2 separate regions of the Homo sapiens genome follow, and region 2 is linked to region 1. Evidence: chromatin loops called from intact Hi-C (ENCODE). Cell type or tissue: dorsolateral prefrontal cortex. All regions are shown on one strand.

The links. Peaks named below come from ENCODE experiments on the same cell type or tissue, not always from the same donor. Only the 100,000 strongest peaks of a DNase experiment are listed, where the experiment ranks them.
Region 2: it touches region 1 in a loop (7-fold over the local background); 67 of 110 quality-filtered maps call a loop at or near these places.

Annotation. Positions count from the first base shown.
Region 1 is chr1:9,262,406-9,270,405 of GRCh38, forward strand. H6PD (hexose-6-phosphate dehydrogenase/glucose 1-dehydrogenase) reads left to right here. Exons shown (of 5, transcript NM_004285.4): 5 at 1,104-8,000. The coding sequence ends at 2,464. Among named protein-coding and RNA genes, the nearest start is that of SPSB1, 26 kb to the right of the region's middle. In dorsolateral prefrontal cortex, CTCF peaks have their summits at 4,887 and 5,094; a DNase peak (open chromatin) is centred at 4,876; H3K27ac peaks cover 681 bases.
Region 2 is chr1:9,486,393-9,494,392 of GRCh38, forward strand. No RefSeq gene overlaps it. Among named protein-coding and RNA genes, the nearest start is that of SLC25A33, 49 kb to the right of the region's middle. In dorsolateral prefrontal cortex, CTCF peaks have their summits at 4,867 (motif pointing left) and 5,069; a DNase peak (open chromatin) is centred at 4,849.

The DNA of each region.
Region 1 (8,000 bases):
GGTGGAGTGGAGGGGACTTGAGGTGGGATTTCCCCCAGGGTGCTCGGAGGCAAGGATGGCATTCCCCTGTCTCCCTGGCCTCCTACCAGCCTAAAGTGGCAGGCCAGCTGGTGGTGCCCTCAGGGCGAAGGACATCCCAATGGCCATGGCCTCGTGTCAGCCCCAGTTCAGTCCCAGATGCTTCCCAAGGGTTTGTCGTGCGAGGCTCAGACAGACCTGGTTCCTGCCTCATAGGGTCTCCCCAGTGAGGCCGCAAGCCTTTTGCCTGGCCACAGCTGGAGACACTTCCAGCGGCCAAGTGCCATGCCAGGGCTGTCCTCTGGGCAGTTCCAGAGACCCAGGGCTTTCTGGGAGAGGCTGGCTCCTCACCAGGTAGCAGCCAGGCAGTAAGAGCCACAGCTGCCTGTTGAGCACGCGCCGTATGCCAGGTGCTTTATAGATGCCTCTCATACAAGCCTCACGCACCAACCACGAGGCAGGGGCCATTAGCCCCGTTTTACAGGTGAGGAAACGTAAGGCTCGGTGAAGTCGTCAGAATGAACCAGGCTTGGAACTTGGGCATGGAATACTGTCAGCCCCTGGCTCTTGCCACCAGGCCTTGTCCCTCCTTGCCAACACCCCACCCACGGGCCTCTGCTTGGTGACTCTCTCCTCACCCCGCACCTCTGACCCTGCGTCGGGTGCATCCTGAATGCTTCACAAGCAGGAGGGAAGCACGTTTCTCTGTAGGACCCCCTGACCCCTCAAATACCTAAGAGTCAGGGTCCCCCACCCCACTTGCCCCCACTGTGGGGCGTCCTTTAGAGTCTCCAGGTTGGATGCTCTCAGCCCGGTTCTCCTTTCCTGGGGGACCATAACTCTAAGAGGGGCCTCAATGAAGGCAGGTGTCAAAGCCATAGAGATAGCCCCAGAGGCCGGTTTTCAAGCATGGACTGGGAAGAGAAGGTCATGGAAGAGATGCCAGGCGAGGGGTGAGCATGGCAAGGCGAGGGGCTTCCCTGAGGCAGGGGGACGCCCAGAGGAGCCGGCAAGGAGAGGAGAGGGCTGGCCGGAGAGTCCTGGTCTGTGCCAGAGAGTCACCCTCTGCTGTTCCCTCACCCCAGCCGTCCTAGTGCACATTGACAACCTTCGCTGGGAGGGCGTGCCTTTCATCCTGATGTCTGGCAAAGCCTTGGACGAGAGAGTGGGCTACGCTCGGATCTTGTTCAAGAACCAGGCCTGCTGTGTGCAGAGCGAAAAGCACTGGGCCGCGGCGCAGAGCCAGTGCCTGCCCCGGCAGCTCGTCTTCCACATCGGCCATGGCGACCTGGGCAGCCCTGCCGTGCTGGTCAGCAGGAACCTGTTCAGGCCCTCCCTGCCCTCCAGCTGGAAGGAAATGGAGGGACCACCTGGGCTCCGCCTTTTCGGCAGCCCTCTGTCCGATTACTACGCCTACAGCCCTGTGCGGGAGCGGGACGCCCACTCCGTCCTCTTATCCCATATCTTCCATGGCCGGAAGAATTTCTTCATCACCACAGAGAACTTGCTGGCCTCCTGGAACTTCTGGACCCCTCTGCTGGAGAGCCTGGCCCATAAGGCCCCACGCCTCTACCCTGGAGGAGCTGAGAATGGCCGTCTGTTGGACTTTGAGTTCAGTAGCGGCCGGTTGTTCTTTTCCCAGCAGCAGCCGGAGCAGCTGGTGCCAGGGCCAGGGCCGGCCCCAATGCCCAGTGACTTCCAGGTCCTCAGGGCCAAGTACCGAGAGAGCCCGCTGGTCTCCGCCTGGTCCGAGGAGCTGATCTCTAAGCTGGCTAATGACATCGAGGCCACCGCTGTGCGAGCCGTGCGGCGCTTTGGCCAGTTCCACCTGGCACTGTCGGGGGGCTCGAGCCCCGTGGCCCTGTTCCAGCAGCTGGCCACGGCGCACTATGGCTTCCCCTGGGCCCACACGCACCTGTGGCTGGTTGACGAGCGCTGCGTCCCACTCTCAGACCCGGAGTCCAACTTCCAGGGCCTGCAGGCCCACCTGCTGCAGCACGTCCGGATCCCCTACTACAACATCCACCCCATGCCTGTGCACCTGCAGCAGCGGCTCTGCGCCGAGGAGGACCAGGGCGCCCAGATCTATGCCAGGGAGATCTCAGCCCTGGTGGCCAACAGCAGCTTCGACCTGGTGCTGCTGGGCATGGGTGCCGACGGGCACACAGCCTCCCTCTTCCCACAGTCACCCACTGGCCTGGATGGCGAGCAGCTGGTCGTGCTGACCACGAGCCCCTCCCAGCCACACCGCCGCATGAGCCTTAGCCTGCCTCTCATCAACCGCGCCAAGAAGGTGGCAGTCCTGGTCATGGGCAGGATGAAGCGTGAGATCACCACGCTGGTGAGCCGGGTGGGCCATGAGCCCAAGAAGTGGCCCATCTCGGGTGTCCTGCCGCACTCCGGCCAGCTGGTGTGGTACATGGACTACGACGCCTTCCTGGGATGAGGGCGCCTGTGCCCCTTGCCCGCTTCGCTCCTGTGCTTTCCTTCGCCCGTGTCTTCCCTCCCTTCTCGGCCCCGCCACCTGCCCAGCGTGCCCTGGCTCTCCAGAACCTTCTATCCCACAGTCAGGCCCCAGAGAGGGCAGGACAAGCCTTGTCCCGATGCCTTTGACCGGCAGCTCTGTGTATTGGTGGATAGATGCAGAAACAAGGAAGAAATGGAGTCTGCTCCTGAGAAGCTTCAAATTCAGGCCAGGAGAGAAGTCTTAAGAAAAGACCTCCAGCAGTTACACATTCATATCAACCAGCACAACACGGGATGGCGCCCAAACTCCGGCGTTCACAAGAGGAGACGTGACGTGGTGGGCTGAGGTTAATCAGGGAAGGTTTCCTGGGGGAGGTGATCCTTGAACTGGCTCCCGGGGAACATTCAGAGCATGATTGGTAGACAGAAGGGTGCAGAGGCGCCCAGGGGAGTACATTGCCCCGTGCAAAGCAGGGGCATTGGGGACTGTCTTGAGACCCTGAGGGGGTCAAGCCCCTCCTTCCCCAGCTGCCCCTCCTTCTAGAACCTCTGCACATCTAGCCTCTGGCCCTCCTCTTCACTGCCTCCACCTGCTCCCGCTTGCCATCCCTGTCTCCTCCATCCTGGCTGTGCAGTAGGAATTCCAGGCTCCTCCCTGTGTCTTTGCTGTTCTTCAGACTCCATTTATAGAGAATGAGGGCTGATAACAGGAATACAGTGGCAAAGACTAGACTGTGGAAAGGGTTCCAGAAATCTTTTTTCTTTTTTAATTAAAAAAAATATTTGCAGAGATGAGCTCTTGCTATGTTGCCCAGGCTGGTCTCAAACTCCTGGGCTCAAGCGATCCTCCCATCTCAGCCTCCCAGAGTGCTGGGATTACAGGTGTGAGCTACTGCGCCCAGCCCCAGAAATCTCAGTGCTGTTTGGAGCTCCATTTCTCATTTGATGACTTGCTCTGCGTGGGGAGGTGGGGTCTCATTCCCCCAACTTCCTCAGGGAGGACCCCTGCCCTCCGCTGCTCCTCTGTCCTGCTAGCCTTCCTCCAGGAAGCACACTGGGTGCAGATAATCAGGACATTCCAGAGATCCCCAATTTAAGAGGGTCATTTCCATCTCAGGGGACTCCCGGATGGGTGTTTCCGCTCTCAATAGCCCCTCTTGTTTTACCAGGAAAGATCCAGTTAAATCACCCACTGAGGTGACAGCTCATTAGCGGGGAGAGAGATGGAGCATCGAGTGACACTGGGCCATCCAGGCGGCTCTGCTCCCACCAGACAGGAGCTAGGCCTCACTGGCAGGGGGGCTGCCCACAGCCTTTTCAGGGGCTCGCTTGGCGGGTGACGGGGCCGCAGCCAGGCCTTCTCTCCCTGCCCCTTGGTGACCCCGTGGCTTCCTGTCTGCTGGCCTCTCCTGCTACTTATCACTTCACCACGAACTCTCTGCCTGAGACTGGGGAAGTAAGCGGGTATCTTCTCAGTGAGCATAGGTTGGGGACTGTGATCTTGAGAAGCCATGGGCCAGCAATACCTGCTTTTCTGAAGCCCCCAAGGAGGGCTCTGACATTCTTTTTAAAAACACCACAAAGCAAAATTCCCAGGACATGTGTAGTTTTGTTTGTTCAGTATCCCACAACTTAAGGCTGGGAGATGGAACTCTTGGTTAAGGTCGATTTTTCTGTCTGGCTTCTCCGCACCTTCCACTTGCTCTCTGGATCAGGCAGATATAAACTTTCTAGCGCATTTTGAGAGAGGGCTTTCTTGGGTGAGGGAGCATGGCAAAGTCGGTTTCTCTCTGGACTGTTTACACTTCAAGGCGGTGGATTTAGAGGAATCCTGGCTTTCATTTTCAATGCCAGTCTGAGACATGTTCCCAAGCCGGGGCTCTTGTTCACACCACTTACTCTGGCCACCAACAACAACCCAGGCCAGACAGAGCATCTCTTTTTTTTTTTTTTGAGACAGAGTCTCTGTCGCCCAGGCTGGAGCCCAGTGGCGAGATCTTGGCTCACTACAACCTCCACCTCCCGGGTTCAGGCAATTCTCGTGCCTAAGCCTCCCGAGTAGCTGCGACTACAGGCGCCGGCCAGCATGCCTGTCTAATTTTTGTATTTTAGTAGAGACAGGGTTTCACCATGTTGCCCAGGCTGGTCTCGAACTCCTGAGCTCAGGCAGTCTACCCACCTCAGCCTCCCAAAGTGCTGGGATTACAGGCGTGAGCCACCGCGCCCAGCCAGAACATCTGTTTTTACACCCAGAGAGCGCCCCTCGTTAGGACAGAACCACGGTGCCCAGAGCCAGGAAGCCGCCCTCCTGGCGCCCAGCATCTGAGCTTCTACACGTGATGGGCGGGCTCAGGAGAGGACAGGGAGTCGTGGTGGAAGTTCCACAGCTGGCCGCGTGGGGGGGCCCTTGCACCGCACTGCCGCCTCCTGACTGCCCCTATCCCCGCAGCCCCTGTGCCGGATTTCATTTCCCTCCTCTCTCCCAGGGTACCTGGCCCCAGCACTCTCCCATCTGTTCTTCAGGAACCGACTCCTCTCCAGTTGCAACACCAGGGAGAAAGGGGCCTCCACATGCCCAAGTACCCCTGCAGGATGAAGGGCAGGCCGGCCCTTGATGTGCCATTTCTGAATAATAGTCACTGCCGCCGAGTCTAGGATGTCCTGTTCTAACTCAGCCCTGCCTCGGATGCACCACCGATCTGTGCAGAGTGGGTGTGGGAGTGTGGGTGAGGGTCGAAATGCCAAAGGTCTACTTTCCAGAATCAAGTGCCTTCTGCAAATCATGTTGGAAAAGTCCAAACCTGGAGATGTCCCTGTGCCTCCGCCCCTACCCACCCCTTTTCCTTCAGCTGTGTTAGGAAGGAGAAGTTTTCAGAACCCTCTAGGCTGGTGGCTTTCAAACTTCAGACCATGATCTGCAGCAAGAAACGTGCCTTCCATCATAAATCAGTCCATTTGTTTACAACTGTGTTCCAAGCAGGTTTCATAAAGAAATTCTTAACCTTAGAACCTCGGATATCCTCTATGTTTTAGTTTTCATTTTTTTAAAATGCTTCTTAAAATTCACTAAATTGGGCTAGGTGTGGCTCATGCCTGTAATCCCAGCACTATGGGAGGCTGAGGTGAGAGGATCACTTGAGCCCAGAAGGTTGAAACCAGCCTGGGCAACATAGTGAGACCCCATCTCTACAAAAAGTTTTAAAACCAGGTATGGTGGTGCCCTCCTGTGGTCCCAGCTACTCGGGAGTCTGAGGTGGGAGGATCACCTGAGCCCAGGAGACTGAGGCTGCAGTAAGGTGTGATTGCACTATTGCTCTCTAGCCTGGAAAACAGAGTGAGACCCTATCTCAAAAAAAAAAAAAAAAAAAAAGGAAAGAGTGATGACAACAGCCCAGGGAGCAGCCCCGCTCAGAACCCAAGTCCCAAGTTCCAGCACTGTGTTCCCAGGCAGGCTGTTTGCCTCTTCCTGGTCTGGAAGCCCTTGGGTCCTATGGTGGCGGCAGCTCCCACAGTCCAGGTTCCCTGGTGGGGACCAATGATTCCATCCGCATGGAAGCCCACGTGTGCACTTAGGGGCCCATAAATGGCAGAAGGGCCCCTCCTTTGGGAGACCTTGTCAGTCAGCATCTCTAGGGCAACCGTGATTGCCATTTGTAGAGGGGAAGGAATCAAGGGACTTTAAGCTAGATCAAAATCTGGGGACAAATTCTCCTGCTAACTGCAAGTTAAAATAGGCCCTTCTTACTGAATTTCCCTGTTTGTTTCTCTGCAGACAATGCTTTAGCCCTACTCTTGGGCCCCCAAGTTAGCAGAGTAATCAAAGCTTCCTACCGTTTGGCCTACTATTCCAGACTAGTCCCTCGAGGGGTTCCCTTCCAAAATATGCAGGGCTCAGGCTCCCAATTCCGGGCCTGTCTGCTTTGCTTGTGTTTCTCCTGTCCCTGTTCTCCCGGAGGGCCCAGGTGGAACTCACGACAGGGAGGGAGACGCTTCCCAAAAACCTGCAGGGCTATTTCCCAGAATTTGGTTTTCAAGTACAAAACTTTTTGTCCTGTAAGATATATGCAGCCTCACAGAAGCAGCCTCTGCCTCCACTTTACCAGCTACGTTTTTATCTTAAGCACATGGGGCTCCCTTAGAACTTACTCCACTGATTTAAAAAAAAAAAACTGCCTGGCAGCATCTCAGTGTCAGAGTGAGCACGGCACAGGAAAGGCCCGTGGTGACGAGGGTGAGGTGGCCACAGTGACCGGACGACAAATGAGACTCTGCAAATGAGACTCCAGAGGGTGAAGATCTGCGGTCTCCAGACATCATAGGCCATGTGACCCACTAGGGGCCGCTTACCCCTGGCCGTCCGCTGGCTGAACTGAACGCATTCCCTCTCTCCGCAACTCTCCCGTGAGGCTGCACCCGTGTGGGTAGCACTGGAAGCGGCACTGTTTGCATTGTACATAGGAAGGAAGGAAGTTCTTCCAGCCTCACCAGCACCTGGCAGCGAGTCAGAGCCTGTGAGGGCATCCGAAGCAGTGATGCAGTGTCAACCTCCCAGCTGGTGCCACTCTGCCCTCGGGGGCTCCAAGCATTGTAACTCAGTCATGGGAGCTGCCTCTTTGGAAGTGCAGATTTATTCCTGTAATAATCCTGCCTGCTTTTACCTCTCGTCCACTGACCAGCAAGTGTGAGTCCCGGTGTCAGTCGGCACAGTCCAGTGTCCATCTGCATTTGCTCATGCAGAGGGGGTGAGTTGGGCACTCCCTGTTGTTGGTTTTCCTTTTGCAGCACACTGGGCAGTCTCCCTATAAAACAAAAACCCCACCTTCTGTGCCTTCTGCTTTAGAGCAGAGCTCCCCCTCCCATTTCCTCAGTCTTCCCTGCAAAATCTGTCCACCGGGGAAGGCAGCAGGAACCCTGGGCAGCGGGTGTTCTGGGAAGGCTAGTGACAGCAGATGTCATCCAGGAACAGCCACACACGGTTCTCCAGGCCGCCGTCAGCAGCTCAAGGTGGGGTATGAGTGAGAAGCTGAGGATCTCGCAGCTTGTTGCTGAGCAAGGTGCAACCGGGCTCATGCTGTCATCAGCACAAGACGGGATGGCAAGGGCTTTCAGACGCATTTCCAAGAGTCCAGCAAGCCAGGGGGAAGATGATCCCTTTGCCGAAGTGTACCCTCTAGCCAACTTTTGGGAGCGCTTCTGTTTGCAAAGCGCTGGGGATGTGCCTGTCTCTGTGTGACCCACGAACGGGAAGGGAGAGCACTGGAGTAATGACACTTCTGCTGCTGCTTTGATTCTCAAGGCTGATCTTTAAAACCCTCGCCTTGCTGACAGGTGCTTTAAAGGCAGTCTGCATCTTTTCTTCCCTTGGTGTGGGAGAGGTAAACACTTTGATTTGCTGAAAGCTGTATGGAGTATATTTGAACAGCTAGTAGTTAGCTTTGAAAGTGGAAGTGTGAACAGACACTACTTGTGTCGCTTTGGGTCCTTCACTTTACCCCCACAGAAGTCTAGAGGCGTCT
Region 2 (8,000 bases), 220 kb after region 1:
GAGGCAGAGAGCCTGGAGATGAAACATCCAAGTTGGGGAAGAGGTGGTCACTCCCGACAGAACAGATCCTGAGACTTGATCTTGTAAAATGTTGACTATATCAAGCAATGGAGTGTTTCCAGGGCCCTTGGGAGACCATTATTCTCCTCAATGGGTTTTTGGCCCAGAAATCCTCTTGAACCTCAGCCTATCACTTCCTTTTCATAACAGCACTTCATTCCTCCTCCTCACATCCTCCCAGACTCTCCCCAACTTCTCCTTCCATCTGGACCCTTAACATCAGCCAGCATGAGGCCACGTCTCCCCCAGGACTGTGCCACAGCCAAGCTGTCATTTCATCTCTCCCCATAATTAGGCCCTACAACCTCTCCATCACTTTTATTGCCTTTTCTCCTCAAACTTTCCTCCAAAGTCATCATTGAATTCCATACGGAAAGACCCGAAAGAAAGGGAAGGCCCCCGATAAGAAGCATCCTCTTTTTTCCAGGGTTGCTTTTTGGTGCGAGTACTTCTCATCAGCCTGATTACAGACGCGGCTGTGGCCAGATGGAGAATGTTTGCAATACTCGTGGGTTTCTGTTCAGTCTGAGCCTGAATCCAGCCTGAATTTTCTCCCCTCTTTCTGGCCCGCGTTTCTGCCCTCTCCGGATCTTCTCTGTCAAGCCGCAAGAGGAGACTGCTGCCTGTTATGTCTCTGTTTCTGCCCCAAGAACATTCCATCTGAGAGCAGAGCCAGGAGCCCAGTGGGGAATCTTGGAGCCCTGAGTCCATTCCCACCACCTCCTCCGGTCACTCCAGCATCCTAGGCCTCCTGTAAATGTCAGTGGAGGCCAGGCACGGTGGCCCACGCCTGTAATCCCAGCACTTTGAGAGGCTGAAATGGGAGGATCACCCAAGGTCAGGAGTTCAAGACCAGCCTGGCCAACACAGTGAAACCCCATTTCTACAAATAATACAAAAACTAGCCAGGTGTGATGGTGAGCACCTGTAGTCCCAGCTACTCGGGAGGCTGAGGCAGGAGAATTGCTTGAACCCTGGAGGCAGAAGTTGCGGTGTGCCAAGATAGCGTCACTGCACTCCAGCCTGGGTGACAGAGCGAGGCTCTGTCTCAAAAAAAAAAAAAAAAGTCAGTGTAGCATCTCCCATGTGCCAAGCACTGCCGGGGAGCTTTACCACATTATCTCATTCCATAAAAAAAAAAAAAAAAATCTAGGTTTATATTTTCCTTTTATTTTTCCTTTTTGTTTCTTCTTTTTGAGACAGGGTCTCACTCTGTTACCCAGGCAGGAGTGCAATGGTGCAATTACAGCTCACTGCAGCCTCCACCTCCTGGGCTCAAGCGATTCTCCCACTTCGGCTCCCCCGGGTAGCTGGGACCACAGGTGCACGCCACCACACAGTCCCAGCTACTCAAGAGGCTGAGGCAGGAGAATTGCTTGAACCCAGGAGGCAGAGATTGCAGTGAGCTGAGATCGCGCCACTGCACTCCAGCATGGGGGACAAAGCGAGACTCCGTCTCAAAAAAAAGGTTTTTTTTATTTTTTGTAGAGATGGGTTTTACCATGTGGCCCAGGCTGGCCTCGAATTCCTGGGCTCAAGTGATCTTCCAGCCTCAGCCTCCCAAAGTGCTGGGATTACAGACATGGGCCACCACACCCAGCCACCTTAACCATCTTTTTTTCTTTTCTTTTTTTTTTTTTTTTTGTTGAGACGGATTCTCACTCTGTTACCCAGGCTGGAGTGCAGTGGTGCAATCTTGGCTCACTGCAACCTCCACTTCCCGGGTTCAAGCAATTCTCCTGCCTCAACCTCCCAAGTAGCTGGAACTACAGGCATGCACCAATGCCCCCAGCTAATTTTTTTGGTATTTTTTTAGAGACAGGGTTTCACCATGTTGGCCAGGCTGGTCTTGAACTCCTGACCTCGTGATCCGCCCGTCTCAGCCTCCCAAAGTGCTGGGATTACAGGCATGAGACACCGCACCTGGCCCTACCATTTTTAAGTGACACCAATATTGCTGGCCTGAGCAAAAGGAAGGATGGGGCTGCCAGGAGCAAGGATAGGGAAGTCTGGGAGGAGCAAGTTTCCACCAGGCAAACGGAAGTGGCCTTGCAGAAGTTAGGTATGAGCTTCTCAGTGGGCCTTCTGTGGAGAGGCTGAGGAGCCAGCTGGGCATGGAGTCTGCAGTAAGGGGACACTTGGGGCTGGACTGATGACTGGGTGTTACTTAACAGCCTGAGACCTGCTGAGAGCACCTGGGAGTGAGCTGACCAGCAGAGAAGCAATCTAAGGACATGTGAGCATCAGTAAGCCAGCAGCAGACTGAGAAGGAGCAGTCAGGGAGGCAGGAGGAGGATCCAGAGTGCTGTGGTCCCAGAAGACAGGAAGGACGTGCAGAAGAATAGGAAGGCTGGGCGCGGTGGCTCACACCTGTAATCTCAGCACTTTGGAAGGCCGAGGCAGGCAGATCACTTGAGGTCAAGAGTTCGAGACCAGCCTGGCCAACATGGCGAAATCCCATCTCTGCTAAAAATACAAAAATCAGTTAGGTGTGGTGACGTGCGCCTATAATCCCAGCTACTTGGGAGGCTGAGGCAGGAGAATCGCCTGAGCCTAGGAGGCGGAGGTTGCAGTGAGCCAAGATTGCACCACTGCACTCCAGCCTGGGCAACAAGAGCAAAACTCTGTCTCAATTTAAAGGAAAAAGAAGGAGAAGGAGAAGAAGGAGAAGAAGAAGAGGCATTTGTTTGCTAGTCGAGGAAGACCAGGGCTGAGGCAGGGTCACTGGCGAGCTGGACAGGGCTGATTTCAGGGGAGCAGTGAGGGCAAGCGGCTACCCAGAGGAGGTTTCAAGGCCTGCCCCTCACCATGGTTCTAGAAGGAATCCTCAGACGTCCTACCCACCTCCCTGGCCGAATGGCGGCTCCTGCATTTCAGTCTATTTTTTCAAACCCTCACCATTTTTACCATATTCTAAAGTGCGTAATTCGCTGGTTTTTAGCATATTCTCAATGCGGTGTCATCATCGCTACTGTGTAATCGCAGAACACTCTCATCACACTGAAAAGAGACCCCGTACAACAGTCATTCCCCATCCCCACCTCCCCAGCCCTGGGCAACCACGCATCTATTTTCTGTCTTTACCAATTCGCCTGCTCAGAATATTTCATATCAATGGAATCATACGATATGTGGCCTTTTGTGTCTGGTTAGCATCATGTTTTCAAGGTTCATCTATGTATCAGTATTTCATTCCTTTTTATAGGTGAATAGTATTTTTTTCTCTTCTTTTCTTTTCTTTTTTTTTTTTTTTTTTTTTTTTTTGCAACAGAGTCTCGCTCTGTCCCCCAGGCTGGAGTGCAGTGGCACACAATCTCAGCTCATTGCAATCTCTGCCTCCTGGGTTCAAGCAATTCTCCTGCCTCAGCCTTCTGAGTAGCTGGGACTACAGGTGCACGCCATCATGTCTGGCTAATTTTTATTTTTAGTAGAGATGGGGTTTTACCATGTTAGCCAGGCTGGTCTCAAACTCCTGACCTTAAGTGATCCACGTGCCTTGGCTTCCCAAAGTGCCGGGATTACAGGCATGAGCCACCACGCCCGGCCTGAACAGTATTTCACTGTGTGTGTTTTTAAAAATCTACACATTCTAGACCAGGCATGTTGGCTCACGCCTGTAATCCCAGCACTTTGGGAGGCCCAAGATGAGCAGATCACCTGAGGTCAGGAGTTCAAGACCAGCCTGACCAACATGGTGAAACCCCGTCTCTACTAAAAATACAAAACTTAGTCGGACCTGGTGGTGCACACCTGTAATCCCAGCTACCCGAGACGCTGTGGCAAGAGAATCACTTGAACCTGGGAGGCAGTGAGCTGAAATCACACCATTGCACTTTATCCTGGGCAACAAGATCGAAACTCCGTCTCAAAAAAAAAAAAAGAAAAGAAATCTACACATTTCATTTATTTATTTGTTGATGAATATTTGAGTTGTTTCCACTTGGGGGCTATTATGAATAATGCTGCTAGCTGCAAGTTTTTGTGCCAACATAGTTCTCAATTCTCTTGGGTATATACCTAGAAGTGGAATTTCTGGGTCATATGGTAACTCCATGTCCAGCTTTCTGAGGAACTGCCAATCCATGGGCCATGCAATCCATTTTACTGTCCCCATAGCAATGTTTTGAGGTGGGGGGTTAGGCCTGTGTGAACTGTAATGGCTCGTCACCCTGATCTGATTCCCGGGGCATGCACATGGGCAGCACACATGTGTGTATTGTGGGATGTGAACCCGTGCTGTGGAAGCCAACTCTTCAGAGTCTGCTTTCCGAGGAGCCAGTTTCATCAGGCAGTCTAGAGACTGTCGTAGCAATCTGCAACTTCCGTGTTTTCGACCAAGCTCGCCAAGGGAAAGGGCAGGAGGCCCAGGGGCCCCCATCATACTCTCAGCTTCAGCATGGGAGGGAACAAAGTCTGCTCACGGCTGGGCACGGTGGTTCATGCCTGTAACCACAGCATTTTGGGAGGTGAGACAGGAAGATCACTTGATGCCAGGAGTTCAAGGCTGCAGTGAGCTATGATCGTGCCACTGCACTCCAGCCTGGGCAGCAGAGAAAGACCCCATCTGAAAAAATAAAATAAGGCTGGGTGTGGTGGCTCATGCCTGTAATCACAGAACTTTGGGAGGCCCAAAAGTTGGCCCTCGCCTTCGCCTCATGCACGTCTCAGGTTTGTGTGTAAAGTTTCCCCCACCAAGGCGTTTGCAATCTCAGCAGATCTCAGAGCCGGTCACCCAGGTTCAGCCCTTGCCCAGCTTCTCGGTCCTGGGTGGGTTAGCTTGGTCTCGGGCTCCCCCTGGCGGACACTGAGCCATAGAAAGCCGCATCTGGAGGCAGCTGGCAGCTGGACCAAGTGTGACTTGTCCAGCACTTTCTCCCAGCCCACTGCGTGCCTCTCATAACGTGGGTCCCTTCACACTCAAATAAGGTCAGTCCCAGCCCCTGCAAAATCTCTTTTCTAATTGTTAAGAACATTATATTATGGAGAGTTTCAAACATTAAAAAACAGAATAATCTCACAAACAATTAACAACACTCGTCCGGGCACAGTGGCTCACGCCTGTAATCCCAGCACTTTGGGAGGCAGAGGTGGGTGGATCACTTGAGGTCAGGAGTTCGAGACCAGCCCGGCCAACATGGCGAAACCTCGTCTCTACTAAAAATACAAAAAATTAGCCGGGCGTGGTGGCGGGCGCCTGTAATCCCAGCTACTCAGGAGGCTGAGGCAGGAGAATCGCTTAAATCCCAGAGGCAGAGGATGCAGTGAGCCGAGATCACGCCACTGCACTCCAGCCTGGGCGACAGAGCAAGACTCCATCTCAAAAAAAAAAAAAAAAAAGCCCTTGACCAATCTCATTCTCATTTCATATTCACCTGCATGCACTACCCCCAACTGTGCTATGTTAAAGCCAATCCCAGATAACATATTATTCCGTCTGTAAATACTTGTGCATGCATAAAAGATAAGGTATCTTAAACATCACCACAATGTTATTATACACACCTAAAATAAATTTTTCAACACCGCTCACTTATCAGTGTCATATTATCAACAGTCTTATCAATGACAAAAATGTTCTTTTAAAAAAATTTTTGTAGGGCCTCACTGTGTTGCCCAGGCTGGTTTTGAACTCCTACCCTCAAGAGATCCTCTTGCCTTGGCCTTCCAAAGTGCTGGGATTACCAGCGTGAACCACTGCGCCCAGCTGTTCTTTTTTTAAAGTTAGTTTGAATCAGGATCCACTGAGATTGGTTGATCTTCCATTTAAATCTTTTTATCTTTAGGTTCTGTGTTTACCTTTTTTTTTTTTTAACTTGCAATTCATTTGTTGAAAAAACTGGCTTTTCTATGTTAACACATAATTTAGATTGGCACATGGCCTAGGATTGCAGTTGTGTTCATGAACAGGGTCATGTGTTAATGAACTGAGTCAGCGAATTCTGTAGTCGGAGCTATAAGGGCTTTATTCGTCTTTCTGTCCCAGTTTCCCCAGCTCTCTGAGGTTCTATCGCTTTTATTATAGAAAAACCATTTTTTAAGTAGAAAATGTACCTGAGGCACTGGCGGGCGCCTGTAGTCCCAACAACTCAGGAGGCTGAGGCAGGAGAATGGCGTGAACCCGGGAGGCAGAGCTTGCAGTGAGCCGAGATTGCGCCACTGCACTCCAGCCTGGGCAACAGAGCAAGACTCTGTCTCAAAAAAAAAAAAAAAAAGTCAGCCATCCTCCAGCCCTGATCACCTGCCACAGAGCCAGTTTCCTGGTGGCACCCTGGTTTCCAAGGGGACATCAATGACATTAAACTTCAATATTGGCTGGGCGCAGAGGCTCACACCTATAATCTCAGCACTTTGGGAGGCCGAGGAGGGCAGATCAGGAGGTCAGGAGTTCGAGACCAGCCTGGCCAACATGGTGAAACCCTGTCTCTACTAAAAATACAAAAATTAGCCGGGCATGGTGGTGCACACCTGTAATTCCAGCTACTCTGGAGGCTGAGGCAGAAGAATCACTTGAACCCGGGAGGCAGAGGTTGCAGTGAGCCAAGATCGCACCATTGCACTCCAGCCTGGGCAACAAGAGCAAAACTCCGTCTCAAAAAAAAAAAAAATTCAATATTGTATATTGTGACCAACTCAGATGTCACTTTGGGCCAACACAGCCCTTTGAAATTTAGACAAACATGGCTCAAATGCCCTGATTTCACAGCCTGTGCAGGTCCAGACTAAAATCACAAACATATTTGGGAAGCCGAGGCGGGTGGATCACTTTAGGTCTGGAGTTCAAGACCAGCCTGGCCAACATAGTGAAATCCCATCTCTACTAAAAATACAAAATTTAGCCAGGCGTAGTGGCACGCACCTGTAATCCCAGCAACTCAGGAGGCTGAGGCAGGAGAATCGCTTGAACCTAGAAGGCGGAAGTTGCAGTGAGCTGAGATCACACCACTGCATTCCAGCCTGAGCGACAGAGCAAAACTCCATGTCAAAAAAAAAAAAAAATCACAAACACAGACACACAATTTCTTCCAGTTCTCAGTTCACTCCCATCATGGTTCCCAGGCTGCTCTTCCTGCTGTGGCTGTGGCCACCGCCCAGCTGCGGGTCAGCTCACCTTCACCTGTTGGCCAGTTGCCTCCAGAATCCAGTCACACTCAGTATGTCCTGGGATTCATGCCTTACTAACAAGGAAGACCTGGGGAGAAAGGAGGACTTCAGGGCTCCCTCAAAGGAGGACACAGGGGTGGCTATTAGCTGGCCTACGGCCAGGGGCCCATTTACATGAAAGATGTCATCAGCCATTGGAGAATAATACCAGAAAATAATACAAAAATATGTTATTGGGCAGGTGCGGCGGCTCACGCCTGTAATCCTAGCAGTTTGGGAGGCCGAGGTGGGCAGATCACTTGAGGTCAGGAGTTCAAGACCAGCCTGACCAACATGGTGAAATCCTGTCTGTACTAAAAATACAAAAATTAGCTGGAAATCACTTGAACCCGGGAGGCAGAGGTTGCAGTGAGCCAAGATCATGCCACTGCACAGAGCAAGACTCCATCAAAAAAAAAAAAAAGAAGTTATTAATAAATATCCTCGACCAGGTGAAGTGGCTCATGCCTGTAATCCCAACACTTTGGGAGGCCAAAGCAGGCACATCATGAGGTCAGCAGTTTGAGACCAGCCTGACCAACATGGTGAAACTCCATCTTTACTAAAAATACAAAAATTAGCCAGGTGTGGTGGTGGACGCCTTTAATGCCAGCTACTCAGAAGGCTGAGGCAGGAGAACCACTTGAACCTGGGAGGCGGAGGTTGCAGTGAGCCAAGATCGCACCACTGCATTCCAGCCTGGGCAACAGAGTGAGACGCCATCTTAATAAATAAATAAATACTTTATCCTCACAAATGGGTTTTTAAAAGTGAAATTCTAGAATTTTTCCCTAATGGCT